Regions from separate parts of the Homo sapiens genome. Here region 2 is linked to region 1. Evidence: chromatin loops called from intact Hi-C (ENCODE). Cell type or tissue: B cell. All regions are shown on one strand. Each heading gives the region's core, and the rest is flanking DNA. Links, peaks and the distances in the headings are about the cores only. Region 1 holds the start of HLA-DOB (major histocompatibility complex, class II, DO beta). Region 2 overlaps HLA-DMA (major histocompatibility complex, class II, DM alpha).

Region 1 (8,915 bases), core at 916-8,915:
CTCAAAAAAAAAAAAAAAAAAAAGTATGAACACAGAAGATAGAAGATATTACTATCAATAAAAAAATAGATATGCTACATCTATATCAAACTTTTAAAATTGAAAATAGAGGCCGGGTGCAGTGGCTCACACCTATAATCCCAGCACTTTGGGAGGCCTAAGCAGTCGGATTGCTTGAACTCAGGAGCTCAAGACCAGTGTGGGCAACAGCGAAAACCCGTCTCTACAAAAAATACAAAAATTAGCCAGATGTGGTGGCTCGTGCCTGTGGTTTCAACTACTTGGCTGAGGTGGGAGGATCGCTTGGGCCCAGTTCAAGGCTGCAGTGAGCTATGATTGTGCCACTGCACTCCAGCCTGGGCAACAGAGTGAGGCCTTGTCTCTAAAACAAACAAACAAACAAACAAAAATTAAATGGCTCAATGGCATAGAAGAAAATTTTTTTATGAAGCAAGTATAATATTGATGTTAAACTATGACAATGCACAAATATAAAAATTGTAGATGAATTTACTTATTATACTGACACAAAAATCCTAAATAAAACATTGCAAACAGATTCTAGCACAGATTAAAAAACACCCATTAAGATCAAGGGGTTTTTTTTGTTTTTTTTTTCTAGAAAACCCTTTGGAAGTTCATGATATTTTGAATTTCAATGGATATTTCCTGGGAATAATGAGTTCAAATGAACGAATATGTGGAACAAAGCATCACCAACATTTATTTTTTCAGGATGAGGTGATGGACAAAACCATCACAGGGAAATTGAGGCAAATAGTACATGTAAAACAATACTTCGGGTGAGTCCACCTATCCCAAAGTCGTATCAAAGAAGTGGCTGCAGATTGGAGCCCAAAGCCTTTGGTTCCTCAGTTTCCAAATGGATTCTCACTAGGTGGGATCATGAGTTTGCTTTGGACACCCCAAATTCTAACTATTTCTTTTGTTTCTTACATCCTTTCCCTCTTCCCCAGCCCCTTCCCCTCATGTTACACCTCTTGCTGGTTTGAGACGTCAATCACCACTGAGAAAGAATTAAACCAGTATTTTGAGCTGGCAAAATTCTTAGCCTAGTACAATTCCTTCAATTAAACTGTAGCTCAACAATGTGTTCTCTAAAAGTATGATTTAATATTCTACCTAGAAACTCAGAATATTTTTCATAACTCCTCCAGGGCAGTGTGGATTATGTTGATGTGTTAGGAGGAAGTAGAAGGAAGAAAATGAATTGAGATGTACGTTTTACTTCCATGTCAAAGTCACCAAAATAGCAGTTGAAGGGATATTTGTGTCAGGCAATAGGGAGAATAATAATTTTATGCCACCCTCAAAAAACAACCACACATACACCCAAATTCTCTCACTCCTCAGAGAAAGGGGAAGGAAAGAAAAGAGAGAAGCAAAATATGAGCTTGAGTGAAAAATCACAGAGGAGCCTGTAGCTATTTAGGGAGGGCTGCTGGCTGAAGTCAGGCAGGAAAAAAAGATCAAAACACCCTGCCCTATTTTTCAGGCTCGTTCAAGTAGAAGACAAAAACATAAATACAGGAGAAAGGAAGAAAACCACATCTTTTTCCTCTTGTCTCCCCAGAACTGAACAGTGTCTCTGATAAGCCCAGGCCCTTCTATCGTAGACACTGACACTATGCACAGAAAATGACTCAAAAACGCTTCTAATGGGGGTGAATCTGATGCTTCAGTTTATTTAAGATGTACCAGAGGCCATCTAAGGAGATCCATAGCTTGCTAACTGAAGCTTATTGCTTTCTCTTCTTAGTTCCCATGCCAGGCTCTATGCCATTCCTTGCTTGTCATGTGAGATCACTGATTTCCTTTGGTTAGGTAGGATATGATTTCCTTACAGAGATCTGTCCTGACACCAAACAGCTATGATGAAATTCCTTGGTTATTTTCCCTTTTTGTGTACCTTATCATTACCGGAATGCTAAAGCTGTAGGAATAAAGTTTCCCTGGCTTCCCAAGAAATACAGTGTGACAGAAAAAGTATAGCCTAGGGACTTACTAGTTATGTGAACTTTGGTTCATTCCATCCTTACCTCATCTGTAAAAGGGAGATCATGATAGTATCTACTGCAAAGGGTTTTGTGTGATGATTCTCTCTCTTTCTCTCTCTCTCATACACACACACGCACACATTTATATAATGCTTAGAAAATGAACTCATAATAAGCAATTGACAAACATTAGCTATTATTATGTAGGCAAGTCAGATTTTAGAGTTTGTGAGCCTTAGACACATTTACAGAGAAGAAAGAGCAGCCCTCCTAACTTTCTGGTCCAGCGCCATATCCTCCACTTCCTCCCCATCCCCACATCCCTTGCCATTTATCAACCCCCTCTCTCCTCTAAATCTAAATACAGGCCCCCGTTTGATCCATATTGTCTAGGCCCTTCCTCTCCTCTCCACATGGCCCTTCCTTCAGCTCTGAGGGAAGCTGCAGAAGCCAGCCATGGTGCTGTCTACAAAGAAGGGGACACACGCCTCTTCCACCCGCTCATGCTGTTACTGCATCTGATCATCTCCGTGCCGTGTCCTTGTTCACTTAGCCTGTGTTGAGTGTTTGTCTCCATTTCCAAATGCAATAAAACATCTGGGAAAGACTAAGGTAGGTGTGGGCAGGAAGAAGGGAGGAAGTTAGACCCAGTGGCTTGAGTGCCCTCTGATGCCTCCTTATCCTCGGCTCCACACAAGCCCTCGCCAGTGTGAGCTCCACAGCCATCCACCTGGAGGAGGAGTACTCAAAACCAGGGTCAAATGCCTTGTACTCGGGGGTCTACCAGTAAGCCTGTGGCCAGCCTTCCACTTCATGAATCGTCACATTTACATGAGAGATGTGGAGGGAGAGGGGTCAGCCTCCTAGCTCCTGTCCTGTAGCAGTTAAGTCAAGTCAGGCCAGGCTGTGGTAACCAAGCCAGTACCTTCTTTAAAGAACAGTTGTTTCTCATTCATACAGAGTGTGTTGTAGGTGTGAGTGATTCCCTGGGGCAGCTGCTCTTCATGGTGACTCAGCTAATTAGACTGCTTTTCTACTGGGATTGTGCCATCTCAACACAAGGCTGTCTTGGTTGACTTGGTAGGGGAGGAGGAGAAGAGTCATGCACGAGGAGTTAAATTCTTTGACCAGGAACCTTTTGTTCACTTTCCATTGGTGAGAACGAGTCACACAGCTCCAGGAGAGTAGGAAGTCTAGTTTCTCGTTTTCCATGGGCCTAGGAATTAGAGGATGAACACTAGCGATGTCTTCCACGTCTTGCTCTCTTTTTCTTTACCTGTTATAATCTCCCATGGAGAAGAAATTATTTTTCTGATTGGTCTGATCCAGGCCTCTAACCAAGGGCATTTACTAAGGGTCATAGAACAGTAAAAGGTTGCACAATTGCATCTCACCTCTCTTTTCTGAATCCTGCTTAATTAAAACTTTAAAAACTCACTTACAGACCACTTCTTGCTCTTCTTAGTTATCAAATATATTTTCTTCCAACTCCTTTTTGACAGATCTTGCCTTGTTCTCAGCTGACTCCCTTGCAACCATCTAAATGGAACTTCCTCATTCCCCTTTATCCCCTGCTAATCGTCCTGTCTTTATTCTTTTATCTGAAGAAGTGTACCCTTCTTCCCCCAAGCCTTATGCTCTCTGTCTTAGTCCATTTGTGTTAGTGTAACAAGATACACGAGATAGGGTAATTTATGAAGAACAGAAATTTATTTCTCACAGTTCTGGAAGCTAGAAGTTCAAGGTCATGGCCCTGGAAGATTTGATGCCTTGGCCATCGACCTGAAAAAAGTCACTGAAGTGAACTTGTGGTTACCATGATACCCTGGGTTCATTCTTAACATGCACAGTATAGGCAAATCAGGGGCACATTTCATGCTGAAAGATGATGTGAAATGATGAGTAAACATTGCCCTTTAAATAATAATAACATAGATGGTGAATTACAATTTGCACTTTTGGTTTTATTTGCTTAAAGATAGTGTTTTACTGTCTAGGTTTTACTGAAAGAATACTTAACTAAACACTTGAGTCAAATCATTCCAGTGTAACAGTCCTCACAAGGAGGAAGGCAGAAGGGCAAAAGTGCCAAGCTATTGCCTCCAGCCCTTCTATTTTTATTGATTGACTGATTGATTGATTGAGACAGGGCCTCGTTCTGTTACCCATGCTGGAGTACAGTGGTGCATTCATGGTTCACTGCAACTTTGAACTTCTGGGCTCAAGTAGTCTTCCCACCTCAGCCTCCAAAGTAACTAAGACCACAGGTGCATGCCACCATGTTTATTTCTTTAATTTTTTAAATTTTATTTGGACATGGGGGTCTCACTATGTTTTCCAGGCAGGTCTCTAACTCCTAGCCTCAAGCAATCTTCCTCCTCAGCCTCCCAAAGTGCTGGGATTACAGGCATGAGCCATCATCCCTGCTCTCTCTAGCCCTTTTTAAAGTCTCTAATCCCATTCAGGAGGCCTCTGCATTCATGACTTAATCACCTCCTAAAGGGCCCACCTTTTGATACTATCACATTGGTGATTAAATTGCAACACTTGAATTTTGAGTGACATTCAGACCACAGCATTTTGGAGAAAATGTCCCCTTTCTTCTCTTTTTTCTCTTCAGTTTCTCCTTTCTACAGATACCTTGCACTTCACTTGCAACCTTGTTGAAGTCTCTCCTGTCTTAAAAGTTTCTTTTCCCAAAACACCAGAACTCATTCCTTCTGTCTAACTGTAACTTTGTACTTGTTACCAACCTCTACCCATTTCTACCCCTGACTCCCCAGCCTCTGGTAACTCCTAACGTACTCTTTACTTCGATGAGGTCAACTTTTTTAGATTCCACATATGAGTGAAATCACGTAATATAGTCCTTCTGTTCTTGGCTTATTTCACTTAACATAGAGCCCTCCAGGTTCACCCATGTTGTTGAAAATGACAGGATTTCATGCTTTTTTATGGCGGAATAGTATTCCATCATGTATATATATCACATACTAATTACCCTGATTTGATCAATACACAATGTATAGGTGTGTTGGAACATCATGCTGTACCCCATAAATATGTACAATTATTACGTGTCAATTTAAAAAACCCAAGAAAAGTATTTTTTCTTAGTGTTGTTTTTTTCTAAAGTGTATCCCATTTTTTCCTTTGTTTTCACTTTCAAAATTCTTGAAAGACTGTTTTAATCTGCGGCCTTTGTTTTCTTGTTTCCAATTCATTCTTTTGAAATATGGCTTCTACCTTTAACACTCTGCTGTCCTCTTGAAGGTTATTGGTGCCCTACTAACCATAAAACACAATAATGCTCTCTTAGATTGTATCCTGGTGAGCCTTTTTGCAAAATTTTATTCTTTGAGAATTCTCTTTCCATGTTTTCTTTTCTTTTCTTTTTTTGTGGTCATTTTGGCTTATAGGAAATCGTACTCTCCAAATGTTCTCTATGTCTTCTATTTCTTCTCTGATAATCCCTTTACTAAATCTTCTTGAGGCATATGCTTCAGAATGCTTAATTTACATACTCTTAATTCCTTCTTAATTTACACACTGCCTGTCGGCAATGTCAACACCCAATAAGAAGGGAGACCTATTGGTCAGAACAGGCCAGGGAATAGAAGAATACATAATAAACAGTCTGCCTAGTTCTTCTAGGGCCCCATAATATGTCAAACATATATTTTTACTTCTTCTCCCAGCCCATTTTTAGTATACCTAAATTACTGTCAGTGATTCTGCAGGCAAACAATGGTTGAGTTGTATGACACAACTTTGTGAAAGTATCCTACCCAGTACCTGATGATGCAAAACTCTTCTATCTTGATTGGTTGTCAATCTGAGGAGTTTCCAATCCTGGGGAAGCCAGAAAAACAGCGATTTATACTCTTAATGGGTACTTTCTGACTGAATTTTATGAGCTCATTCTGAAGAGGCTGACGATTTTACTATCTCATTTTTTTCCTTTCTCCAGAATGGGTTCTGGGTGGGTCCCCTGGGTGGTGGCTCTGCTAGTGAATCTGACCCGACTGGATTCCTCCATGACTCAAGGCACAGACTCTCCAGGTAAGAACAGAGCAATTGTTTTTTTCCAGTGTGTATGCAAGAATTGGCATGGGGGAGTGATGCCTTTCTTTGTAAGTCCAGGCCACAGACCAGACTGGAAGTGGCTTTTGGTTTCAAAGAACAGTGTTCTTCCCTTTGGCAGAAAGGTACGCCTTGCCTCTTTACATGGGATGGACTTCATATACCAGAGCCACCTATTCAAGGGGTAGGGAGGCAGGAAGAGGGAAACATTGTGTCTTGTTTAGGATCCTTATTGTGTGTATCAACCTCAGTCAGTGCCTGGGCGTGTTGAAGGCCTTGGCTTGGGTTCGAGCCTGCTGGGAGAAACAACCTGCAGTAGGCTGGGTCACAGAGGCAATCTGTGATTTTTTGGTCAGGACACGGAAACAAATCTCAGTTGGGGTATATGTGGACAAATGAAACTGGAAACAAAGGTTGCTCCTTCTGTCATTTATTAAGCCACTATTATATTGTCAGAATTGTACTAAACAGTTTTGAGAAGTAAGAGAAGTTGAATAGAATACATTGTCCTTGTCCTCCGGCTACCAGGTACAAGTTACTTGTCACTGTTATTTTTCTAGCACAGGTGACAGAATATGCAGCCATGAAGCAATGTGAGATGAAAGCACATATTAATGAGCAGAAACAGGATGTAATGTGCTAAGAACAGAATCCCCTTTGCATGTTAGTTTCATTAAATACAAAAGAGGAACAAACCTGGCCAGGAGAGATCATTATTCTCAGAGAATAGAAACCGCCCTGAGTTTATAATGTCCATTAAACAATACAACTGAAAAAAAAATCAGCACAGATGTTAAATGATGATGAAAAATTCAGATTTCCCCCCTGGTTTAGACTACTAGAGGAAATAGAGAAGAGTATACATGCTGAGAAATTACAGGCTGGAACTTCATCTGAAATTAGCTACTGAGTGAGGGATAAGTGGGGTTCACCCAGGAAGGTCATTCTTATGGCTCAGTTCAGAGTTGGAGGAGGCTTCTGAACTTAGAAAGGAAAGTAAATTACAACCCAACATTAATAGCAATTATCTTTCAAGTCTTGACTTAGATGCAATGTCTTCAGGACGTCCTTCCTGACTTACCTACATTATTAACTCCATTTGAATTTCCTTTTTATTGTAGTTGTTGTTCTTAAGTGCATAGGATTGGTTTAATTTTACCCAATGAGTTCACAGCACATTGTAATTATTGGCAGTAGTGCAAGACTCTCTCGTCTCTTCTCTTGCCTCCGTTCTCATTCTCTCCCCTCCCTAGAGAATCCATTCTAAACGTGTCTGGTAAGTCTCTAAGTATGAGAGTGGCTTTTAGAAATATGTAGCATTATTGCTCTTTATGTGTTTTTAAAATTTAATAAATGTCATTCTCTGTTGAATCCCATTCTGTTTCTTTTCTCACTTGACACTGTGCTTTTTGAGCATACTGAGGTCAAAGGCCTCCTCTTAGATCCATGTGGTCTGACGTAATTTACCAGGCATGGGTTTTCCCAGAGGAGGGGGCTGGTTCATGGTTTTGGTTTTGGTTTTCCAGAAGATTTTGTGATTCAGGCAAAGGCTGACTGTTACTTCACCAACGGGACAGAAAAGGTGCAGTTTGTGGTCAGATTCATCTTTAACTTGGAGGAGTATGTACGTTTCGACAGTGATGTGGGGATGTTTGTGGCATTGACCAAGCTGGGGCAGCCAGATGCTGAGCAGTGGAACAGCCGGCTGGATCTCTTGGAGAGGAGCAGACAGGCCGTGGATGGGGTCTGTAGACACAACTACAGGCTGGGCGCACCCTTCACTGTGGGGAGAAAAGGTGAGCTGGAAGCTGAGGTCTGGCGGGGCTCAGGAATGTCCCCCATGTGAACCTGGCCATGGCTCTTCTTTCTTACAAGCAATTTTCTGCTTTAGGATAAATGGTTGTCTGTGTAGATGTTCTGGCCCCAGCTGTGATATATTATCCTCACAAGTCAGCCACTGTGATCTTGGTCTCAGACCCCCAAGGTTCTCAGGGACTTCGAGGGCTATTGTGCCCTCAAAGAGAAGCAGTAATTGTGGGAGTACCTCAGAAAGTCTAAATCCTCCTGACAGGCATTGACATACCCTGTTACTGATCTTGGGGGCTGAGACTTGCCTATACTTTGTGTTCACTTGGGTGATCTGGGAAAGAGATTAGACATAGTGATAGTCCCTAAAGAATCTCCTGTCCCAGCTTGGTGGTTTTCTTTCACGGTGTCTCATTTTTCCTCCCTTCCTAGTGCAACCAGAGGTGACAGTGTACCCAGAGAGGACCCCACTCCTGCACCAGCATAATCTGCTGCACTGCTCTGTGACAGGCTTCTATCCAGGGGATATCAAGATCAAGTGGTTCCTGAATGGGCAGGAGGAGAGAGCTGGGGTCATGTCCACTGGCCCTATCAGGAATGGAGACTGGACCTTTCAGACTGTGGTGATGCTAGAAATGACTCCTGAACTTGGACATGTCTACACCTGCCTTGTCGATCACTCCAGCCTGCTGAGCCCTGTTTCTGTGGAGTGGAGTGAGAATTAGTTTCTAGTACTCTCTGGGCCTGACTCAGGACTATACTGACTCAATACAGAGCCTGTGTCACTTCTGCGTTTATCTTGGTCACAACATGAATTATTCTTTCCCTTGATCTGGGACAGTCACAGAAACCAGAGTCCTTGGGTTAGGGTGGGAGAAAACATGGCAGATATCTATCCTCATATCTTCCAAGAAATGAGGAGATCTAATCACCTCATTATGTGCTTCCAACCCTATGAACTGGTGTCCTCTAATTCTTTGGTCTTAGTATTTAGGAGGCATTCTTATG
Region 2 (9,877 bases), core at 1-8,000, 130 kb before region 1:
TCACCTCAGCCCACGCTCCTTAAGCAGGCCTTGCTTGTTTTTGTTGTTTTGTTTTGAGACAGAGTCTCACTCTGTCACCCAGGCTGGAGTGCAGTGGCTTAATCTTAGCTCCCGGCAACCTCTGCCTCCCTGGTTCAAGCAATTCTCCTCCCTCAGCCTCCCGAGTAGCTACAGGCGCATGCCAACATGCCCAGCTACTTTTTTGTATTTTTAGTAGAGACGGAGTTTCACCATGCTGGCCAGGCTGGTCTCAAACTCCTGACCTCATGATCCACCCACCTTGGCCTCCCAAAGTGCTGGGATTACAGGCATGAGCCACTGCGCCTAGCCCCACCTTGCTGTTTTTTAAGTTGGAGGAGAAGGCTCCCACCTCCCTGAACCTCACCCTGTGTCCTTTGCAGCTCCTACTCCAATGTGGCCAGATGACCTGCAAAACCACACATTCCTGCACACAGTGTACTGCCAGGATGGGAGTCCCAGTGTGGGACTCTCTGAGGCCTACGACGAGGACCAGCTTTTCTTCTTCGACTTTTCCCAGAACACTCGGGTGCCTCGCCTGCCCGAATTTGCTGACTGGGCTCAGGAACAGGGAGATGCTCCTGCCATTTTATTTGACAAAGAGTTCTGCGAGTGGATGATCCAGCAAATAGGGCCAAAACTTGATGGGAAAATCCCGGTGTCCAGAGGTCAGGAGTTTTCTGGGGAGTGAAGGGAGGAGGGCTGCATTAACCTCATTGATCTGTACACTGAATAATTCCCCTTGATACCAGCTCCCCATCTCAAATACTTTCTGGTTCTCTTCATCACCTTAATTTTTCCACCAGCCTTGGTCTGCACCCTGTGTTCTTTTGGTGGGCCGAAGTACCTAGCATGTAGTAGGCATTCAGAACTATGTATTGAATGTGATGAATTCAACAGGTACCAACTGATACCTACTGAATATTAACACTTGTGCTACTATGCCCAGCAAGATGGATGGGAAGAGTGGAAATATCTGATGACGTGACTATGTCTTAGTGAGAAGACAGTGCATGGTTAGACATCAATGTGAGCTCTAGACAGGAAGTGCTGAAGGAAGTCATGGTGGAGGGGTCCAGAGTAGCCTGGATCTGGCTCTGCTTCTATGTCTAGCTGCAGTCCTTGCCTGGAAGAAGACCTCCCTTCAGAGCCCAGCTCCTCGCTCATCTCTGTCTCCCAAAGCCTGACCCACTGTGTTCTTCTCTGCCCTCCCCTCCATATGCCATGGCCCCTCCAAACACAGAGATACCATCTAAACTAGTCTCTTTTTCCCCCTACACTTCAATCCCCCCACCAGGGTTTCCTATCGCTGAAGTGTTCACGCTGAAGCCCCTGGAGTTTGGCAAGCCCAACACTTTGGTCTGTTTTGTCAGTAATCTCTTCCCACCCATGCTGACAGTGAACTGGCAGCATCATTCCGTCCCTGTGGAAGGATTTGGGCCTACTTTTGTCTCAGCTGTCGATGGACTCAGCTTCCAGGCCTTTTCTTACTTAAACTTCACACCAGAACCTTCTGACATTTTCTCCTGCATTGTGACTCACGAAATTGACCGCTACACAGCAATTGCCTATTGGGGTGAGGCTTTCTCCCTGGAATTCTGGTCCTTTTGGGGGCAAAAAGGGATAGATCCATGGGAGGAGGCTTCTTTCTCCACTGGTACCTTGTTTAGTCCATTCCTACCCTAAGCCCATCCCAGTCTCCCATGTCATCCCAGACACCCACGTCATTTCCCTGGGTGGGAGGCTCCCTAACTAGGTCCCCAGGCTGAGCCACTCATTTCCTCCAGTACCCCGGAACGCACTGCCCTCAGATCTGCTGGAGAATGTGCTGTGTGGCGTGGCCTTTGGCCTGGGTGTGCTGGGCATCATCGTGGGCATTGTTCTCATCATCTACTTCCGGAAGCCTTGCTCAGGTGGTATGTCATCTGGAGGGGGCGGGTGAGCCTGTGGGAGCCAGATACAGTGGTGCATGCGTGCATGTGTCAGGATTATTTTGTGGCATGGGGGGACATATAGCGATCCTCAGGCCCTTGGGTGTGGGGGCCTGTATCCAGCACCATGGGGGCACATCTTCCCAGTTGGGGACCCAGTTACACACACACAGTTATGGGTCACAAGAATTGCTTTGAGTGAAAAAAGGAATCATGGGGTGCTGTAGGAAGGGTGCTTGGAGATGATTTGGGAACAAGGAGAGATCAACTTCTGCAGGGTGTGGTGCAGGCAGGGCGAGCAAGGCCTTTGTGGGGGAGGAGGAGGAGGAGAAGGAGGAGGAGGATGGATCCCCTGATGCCTTTCCTCCATCCCTGTCTCTCCCCCAGACTGATTCTTCCAGACCAGAGTTTGATGCCAGCAGCTTCGGCCATCCAAACAGAGGATGCTCAGATTTCTCACATCCTGCCCAGGATCTCCTCTTAGGGTAGAAGTCTCTGGGACATCCCTGGGGTGTGTGTGTAGATTTCCCACCTGGGGACTCTGCTGTCCCTGGGCTTGCATCCCAGGGATCCCAGAGTGGCCTGCCTATCACAACCACATCCCTTCCCCCCACAAGGCAATAAATCTCATTTCTTTATATCAGTGTGGCTTCTTTCTTAACTCATGGTATTTGTTTCTGGATATCTCAACTTGAGTGGGTTGTCGTTTCAAATTCAGCATGCCTTAACCTGAACACAGCTTGACCTCGTTAGGGAGGGAAATAGGGAAAACCCCTAATTTGCCAGCTGAGCTCTTATTCCCTGGTCTTGGCGGTACATGATGTTTTTCCATCTATCGGTTTGTGCAAAATATGTGAGAAACGAAGGCAGAGTTATTTTCTAATAATCTGCTTACAAAATGGTTAAGGAAGCTGCTTGTGTGTTTTGTGCGTGTGTGTGTGTGTTGTGTATTTTACTGTTTGTGAAAATGTTTATGTCTCGTATAGGCTGCCCTGAGGAACATATAACTCCCTTCAACCCTCACCGTAACTGAGAAACAGAAGCTCAGGGATGGGAAGAATAAGCTCCCAAGTGCTATACCAATCAGTTATGTCAGTTCTGGGAAAACAGTATCATGAAGCCCCTAACATGAAGTGAAAACAGCCTGGAAGGGCAAAGAATTCACATGTCTTTCCTGACAATCTGTTCCTTGGCCTGAGTGAACTGTCCAAGGAGAACTGCACAGGTGCTGTCCTGGGAAGATAACGAAAGGTGGCAGCACATGACCACTGGTGGTAAATTGCTTTGCATATGCTTTCTTTCTTGCATTCCTTAGGGTCTGGGAGTTGCTTTGGATGACAGGGTGGCAATAAAGTTGAGAGGGCAATTATTTGGTGAGGGAGTTTCTGTTCTTGGCATTGTACTAGAGTCTAATCTAAAAGAAAATATTAAATTCTCCCTAAGAGAAGTTGCACTGTCTCTGAACCATCTCATTTCTAACAGCATCATGTGTACCGGTTAAGAAGCATGGGCTCTGGAACCTGACTGCTGGGGATTCAATCGTAACTGTCAGCGTTTAGCTGTGAGCCCTTGGGCAAGTTACTTAACTTGTGCTTTGGTGTCATTTTCTGTAAAAGGATGATGATAACAATGGTGTCCCCCTTACCACTCTACACCCACCATGTTGCCAACATTTGAAAGTCAAATAAGTATTAGCGAGGATAAAGGAAAATGTGAACTGTAATATCTTGGTCTGTTGGTGGGAATGTAAACTGTTTATGATGCCCGAATTACAGAAATTATGAACTAGTTGAGTGAAAAAGTTAATATAGGAAATAAGGCAGCATATCCTCATGCTGTGAAGCTTAAATAAGTTAATACCTACAGAATGCTTAAAATAGTGTTTGGCACATAGAAAATGTGCTGAATAACCTAACCTTATCATTATTGGTCTTGATCTTCAGAGGAGAACTTAGTTGCCTCGTAGACTTCTTTCTCTTTTCTGAAATATACCTCAATACTAGCTTCAAGTATTGTATTTTCTCCATTTTAGATGTTTTTCTTTTTATTCTCATGTTAGTAATTCTAGATGTGGTGCTTTCTAGTTCTTCCTAATTTCTCTGTCTCTCTGTTTTCCAACTTATCTAGATATTTCCTGTCAGGCAAGACTTAAAAGTGCTTTATTATGCTGTGTGACTTTAGACAAGTCACTTCCCCTCTCTGGGCCTCAAAGTCTTCATCTGTAAAATGATGGGCTTAGATTAGATGCTCTCTGATGAAACCTTCTATGATACTGTTACTTAAGTACTCTAGAAGCACTCAGTATCCTCTCTAGTCTGGTGCCCCTTTTCTAATAAAAAATATTACTCACTATTCCCAGCAGGAATGCTATTCTTGAATAAATCTTTTTTCCTCACTCTTCCTTGAGGTATTATATCTGGTTTTGGTTTAGGGCATTTGCCCAGGCTCTTTCCTCTCACAAGAATGCTTTCTTTATTCTGCTCATCTTGTTCCTGTCTTAACCCACTCCATAGGTCCAACTCCAGTTCAACTTATTCCATGAACCTGCCCCTAATTTCTCTTTATTGAAATCTTCCAAGACTTAAAGCACTCAACCTAAGGATTGGGATATGCCGCTTTATTTCCTATGTTAATTTTTTCGCCCAACTAGTTTATAATTTCTATAATTCAGGGATCATAAACAGTTTACACTCCCATCAACAGAGCAAGATAGTTCACATTTCCCTTTATGCTCACTAATGCTTGTAATTATTTGACTTTCAAATGTTGGCAACATGGTGGGTGTAGAGTGGTATTTTGTTGTTTTAATTTGCTTTTCTCTCATTACTAATCAGTATCATATTGTTTGATTATTTTGGCTTTTTAATATGTGTTACTATTTAGTAGAACTAGTCTCCATTCCTTCACCACCTTCCCAAAAAATTTATTTTCCTTTTCTTTATCAAAATATTCTAAGATACTCTTGGACTTTATTTCCATGTACATTCTATAATCAGTTTGTTAAATTCTCCTGAAATCCTACTGTTACTTTAATTGGGGTAGCATTTAGGTTAGAGATGTGGGGAGAGGTTGTCATTATGTTAGCATGGCCTATCCATGAATATGGTATATCTCTACACCTCTCAGGTCTTTGTGCACTTCAATAAAGTTTTCTTTTTTCTTAAAATTCTTATATTTGATATGTTAATTCATAAATATGCTATGGTTTTTATTGTTATTATAAATAGTAGGCAATTTTCAGTTATTTTCCAATTGATTATTGGCAATACAGGATTTAAAGTAATAAATCCTGAGTTCAAGTAATGGTTTTATTACTTAGTATCTGGGTAAATCTGGGCAACCACTTAACCTCCCTCTGCCTCCATTTTCTCGTGGGTAAGATGAAGATAGCATTCTTCAATAGTTGTGGTGGCAAAAAATAAAATTAAAAAAGGAAAAATAGTTGTGGCAAATCAGATAGACTATCCCTAGTAGTTCAAATAATTTGACTGTAGGTTGGAAGGATGGTGAACTGACTACAGAAACTATAATCCAAAGGTCAGGGTCTAGAGCAGTGAATCCTGACAGGGTAGGAGGGTGTGTGTGTGGGCGGAGGTGAGGTAAGGGGTAGATGGCAGGGGTGGGGTGGGGATTGGACAGATTGGGCAAGTAATATAATCTTGGCAGGATGTAGGTGTGTGTAGTTTTGAAAAGACACTGAAGTCACGAATGTGGTCTTATGCTATGAGGCGTGATTAACTGGTTGAGCAATTTTGTGTTTATAAAATGGAGACTTCAGTTAAAACCGTCTGCCCCAAGAACCTGCGAACTGACATGGAGCAACTTTAGGAAGTGCCTAGAAGAGATTTATTATTATGGCCATACTCTCAGAAAAAAACAAGAAATCACATTTGTGACTTCCTCCAACGTGCAGTGCCAGTGACGTTATTGTAGCTTGTCTTTGTTTTAGCTAACCCAGGCTCTCGTAGGACACCTCCTCCCTGATGGCACCTCACAGCATTGTCAAGCTTGTGGAGCTATACACCAGACCTACAATGCCAACTGCCTTCCTCCTCTCCAACACAAATCCAGCCCAGTATTCAAGGCTCATTCCAGGCCCTCTCGACTGAGAGTACTCCCTGTCTACCATGTCCATGGTGATTTCTCTCTTCTCTTTTAAGACCACTGGCCTTATTGCTTACTTACTTTAATATAAACTATTTAAAGTGTTTGTTCTCACTCCCCAATTGACGTACAAGCAAAGCGATATGGGGGCAGAATCCATATCTTCTCACTCTGTATTTTCCCAGTAATGCTTTGCACACAAACCCTGGGACTAGTTTACTGCAGGCATGTGGTGGTCAGGCTAAGGGCAGAGGCAATGGGAAAGGAGAGGACTCACTCTTTGGGTGGTTGTGTAGAGGCAATAAAAGAAAGGCAACATGTGGGAACCTGGTTGGGGCTCCATACCTCTTCGGTCCCGGTGCTATATCAATAATTAACAAATAAGTAACAATGGACAGAGCAACTGAAATGTTATTTTGAATTGGCTAGAGGTGGAAAGACAGAGCTATATCTGTAAAAATGGAAGGGTTGGGAGGAGGAGAGGAAGGAAAACACTGCTGAGCACAGGTGTCTGGGTTTTCTGTCCTTCTTTATTCTAAAAAGCTCCCTCAGTGTTTGAATTAATAGAGAAGTGAAATCCTCTCCTACCATTTCCTGTTGTGGCCTCACAGAAGGTTTCACATCTCCTTTGACTGCCGGAGCAGAGATCTAGACATAAGAGGGAACTACATTCAGCCCCACTGTTACTGGCTAGGGCCATGTTCAGTGCTGGCACAGGACCACACAGCCAGTGCTCCCTTGCCAGGGCTAGGCTTTGTAGACATTGAAAAGGATCCCAGGACTTGGTTCCTATAAGGTTAGGCTAACAGCTTACCTGGGCAGGATGGGGAGGAATGTGAGGGGGAAATGTATTGGGGGGGTGTGGGGGAAAATTCAGTTTTGAAACTTGTCAAAAGAGAAAGTGGAAGGGACGGTGGTTCTCAGAGCAGAAGGAACTCTGAGGACAGGAAAGATAAGACTTGGGTGAATTGGGTTATGGATTGTGACTCTTCTCTTTCTCTCTTTCTCAGCGGAGGCCTCACTAACTCCCTTTATTTGAGCCATCCCAGTTCCAAGATGTAGTGAGTGTGTGGGCATGCTCAAGAGAGTGTGTATGTGTGTGTGTGTGTACACATGTGCATGTGTAACAGCTGTATAAGAAGAGGAGTTACAGCCTTTAGACCTTGGGTGTGAATCTTTGGACCTGTTTTCCAACCTGGGAAATGAGGACAATTAACAAGTTTTTTTTTTTTTTTTTTTTTTTTGAGACAGTCTCATTCTGTCACCCAGGCTGGAGTGCAGTGGCACGATCTCGGCTCACTGCAACCTCCACCTCCCAGGTTCAATCGATTCTCCTGCCTCAGCCTCCAGAGTAGCTGGGATTACAGGCACGCGCCACCACACCCAGCTAATTTTTGTATTTTTTGTAGAGACGGGGTTTCACCATGTTTGCCAGGCTGGTCTCAAACTCCTGACCTCAGGTGATATGCCTTCCTCAGCCTCCCAAAGTGCTGGGATTACAAGCGTGAGCCACCATGCCCGGCCAACAAGTCTTTTAAGATGAGATGAGATATTATAGAAAGGACCTACCTAGCACTGTATCTGTAGAAGCTCTACAGATTATGCACTCCCCACCCCATATTCTGCCCATTCCAACACACTTGACAGTTCGTTAGCAGAGTTAGAGTATATAAGCAAGGTGAGTGGGGGCAGTGGCTGGGAGCTATGGCAGAGCTTCAGTTAATCTCAATTAGTTACACAACGAATCTTTCGTTTTTGGTAATAATCTTTGTATGCATTTTTTATCCCCATTTTCTTCATAGGTGTTAGATTTTCCTGAGATCAGGGACTTTGAGGGAGGGCAGGTAAGTGTGGTGTCAAGGGGCCCCTTCCACAATCCTCTTTTGTTTAGCTCACTATTTAATAAAATCCAAGAGTTCTCAGAAACTAAGATGTGAAGAGGCAGCCCTGAAACCTACTGGGGAGCAGAAGGAAGCCAATTTAGAGTTTCAAGTTAGTGATGGAAAATCCATCAACTGTATAGTTCACAATGGGATAGAAGAATGAATTGCCGTTTAAAATCTGCTTTTTCAGGCCAGGCACGATGGCTCATGCCTGTAATCCTAGCACTTTAGGAGGCTGAGGTGGGTGGATCACTTGAGGTCAGGAGTTCAAGAACAGCCTGGCCAACATGATGAAACCCTGTCTCTACCAAAAAAAAAAAAAAGACAAAAACTAACCAGGAGTGGTGGCACATGACTGTAACCCCAGCTACTCAAGTGGCTGAGGCATGAGAGTCATTTGAACCCAGGAGGCGAAGATTGCAGTGAGCCGAGATTATCCCACTGTACTCCAGCCTAGGCGACAGAGTGAGACTTTCAAAAAAAAAACCTGTGAAAAAAATAAATACGCAAATACATAAAATCTGCCTTTTCAAGACACACACGTGACCAAGAAGCATATGAAAAAATGTTCAACATTACTAATGATTAGAAAAATGCAAATCAAAATCATAATGAGATACCGTCTCACACCAGTCAGAATGGCTATTATTAAAAAGTCAAAAAATAACAAATGTTGGAGAGGTTGCAGAGAAAACGGAAGGCTTATACACTGCTGGTGGGAACATAAATTAGTTCAGCCATTGAGGAAAGCAGTTTGGCAATTTCTCAAGAACCTTAAAACAGAGCTACCATTCGTCCCAGGAATCCCATTATTAGGCATATACCCAAAGGAGTATACATTGTTCTACCATAAGGACACATGCACATGAATGCTCACTGCAGCAGTATTCATAATAGCAAAGACATGGAATCAGCCTAAATGCCCACCAACAGTAGACTGTATAAAGAAAATGTGGTACATATACACCATGGAATACTCCACAGACAAAAAAGGACGAGATCACGTCTTTTGCAGCATCATGGATGGAGCTGGGGGCTGTTATCCTAGGCAAACTAACACAGGAGCAGAAAATGAAATACTGCATGTTCTCACTTTTATAAGTGGGAGCTAAACATTGAGTACACATGGACACAAAAAAGGGAATAATAGACACTGGGCCCTACTTGAGGGTGGAGGATGGGAGGAGGGAGAGGATCAAAACACTACCTATCAGATACTATACTTATTACCTGGGTGATGAAATAAATTTTTACGCCAAATCCCGATGACACACAATTTACCTATATAACAAACCTGCATGTGTACCCTTGAACCTAAAACAAAGGTTAAAATAATTTAAAATAAATAAAAAATAAAATCTTACTTGGTATTCTCAAAAAATAAAAAACAAAATCTGTCTTTTCAGGGGAAGAAAAGTAGGAAAGCTTTATCTCATTTTCCTAGTGGCTTCATAATGCAGGGACCTGCCCCCAGGGAACAGGGTATAGTAGGGGAAACACACAGGGGTGTTTAGAGTTTGGCGAAAGGCAGGTGAGCTCTGGGCACTGACCCGTCACCAGCTATTTTTCAAGGAGTCTGAGAGGTGTTAACCTGCGGTCTACCCCGTGAGATTGCTCAGAGTGTAGGAGGATATGGTTTACTAGCTCCGGAAAGCAGCTATTATAACTGAGGAGGAAATGAAGCTTGACTGGCTAGAACAGAAGCAACAATGGAGGCCCATGGAGGGATTTTCCAGGCCCCTATTCCTGATCTCCATGGTGGCGCTGCTTCCCTTATTCTGCAGTCTTGCTTTGAGACCAGACAATTCTGTACTCTGTCTGTGCCTTCTTCCTTCTCAGCAGCCCTGCCTCTGCCACCTGCCCCAGAAGGGCTCTGGGTCCTCTCATCTCAGGACAGACAAGGGTTTTTGTAATTATCTTCTTGGGTAACCTCCCTGTAAG

The links. Hi-C counts contacts between places; a loop is a spot of excess contacts. Peaks named below come from ENCODE experiments on the same cell type or tissue, not always from the same donor. Only the 100,000 strongest peaks of a DNase experiment are listed, where the experiment ranks them.
Region 2: it touches region 1 in a loop (2.1-fold over the local background); 2 of 110 quality-filtered maps call a loop at or near these places.

The regions. Positions count from the first base shown.
Region 1 is chr6:32,814,026-32,822,940 of GRCh38, reverse strand. HLA-DOB (major histocompatibility complex, class II, DO beta) reads left to right here and starts at 5,939. Exons shown (of 6, transcript NM_002120.4): 1 at 5,939-6,080; 2 at 7,628-7,897; 3 at 8,340-8,621. The coding sequence starts at 5,990. It also overlaps a transcript of TAP2 not described here. In B cell, for the core only: no CTCF peak of the experiment used is centred there; DNase peaks (open chromatin) are centred at 5,870, 6,770 and 7,745; H3K4me3 peaks cover 3,554 bases; H3K27ac peaks cover 7,036 bases.
Region 2 is chr6:32,941,328-32,951,204 of GRCh38, reverse strand. HLA-DMA (major histocompatibility complex, class II, DM alpha) reads left to right here. Exons shown (of 5, transcript NM_006120.4): 2 at 402-686; 3 at 1,316-1,594; 4 at 1,806-1,934; 5 at 2,337-2,587. The coding sequence ends at 2,341. Among named protein-coding and RNA genes, the nearest start is that of HLA-DMB, 5.2 kb to the right of the region's middle. In B cell, for the core only: a CTCF peak has its summit at 3,185; DNase peaks (open chromatin) are centred at 1,054, 3,204, 5,744 and 6,694; H3K4me3 peaks cover 6,753 bases; H3K27ac peaks cover 7,908 bases.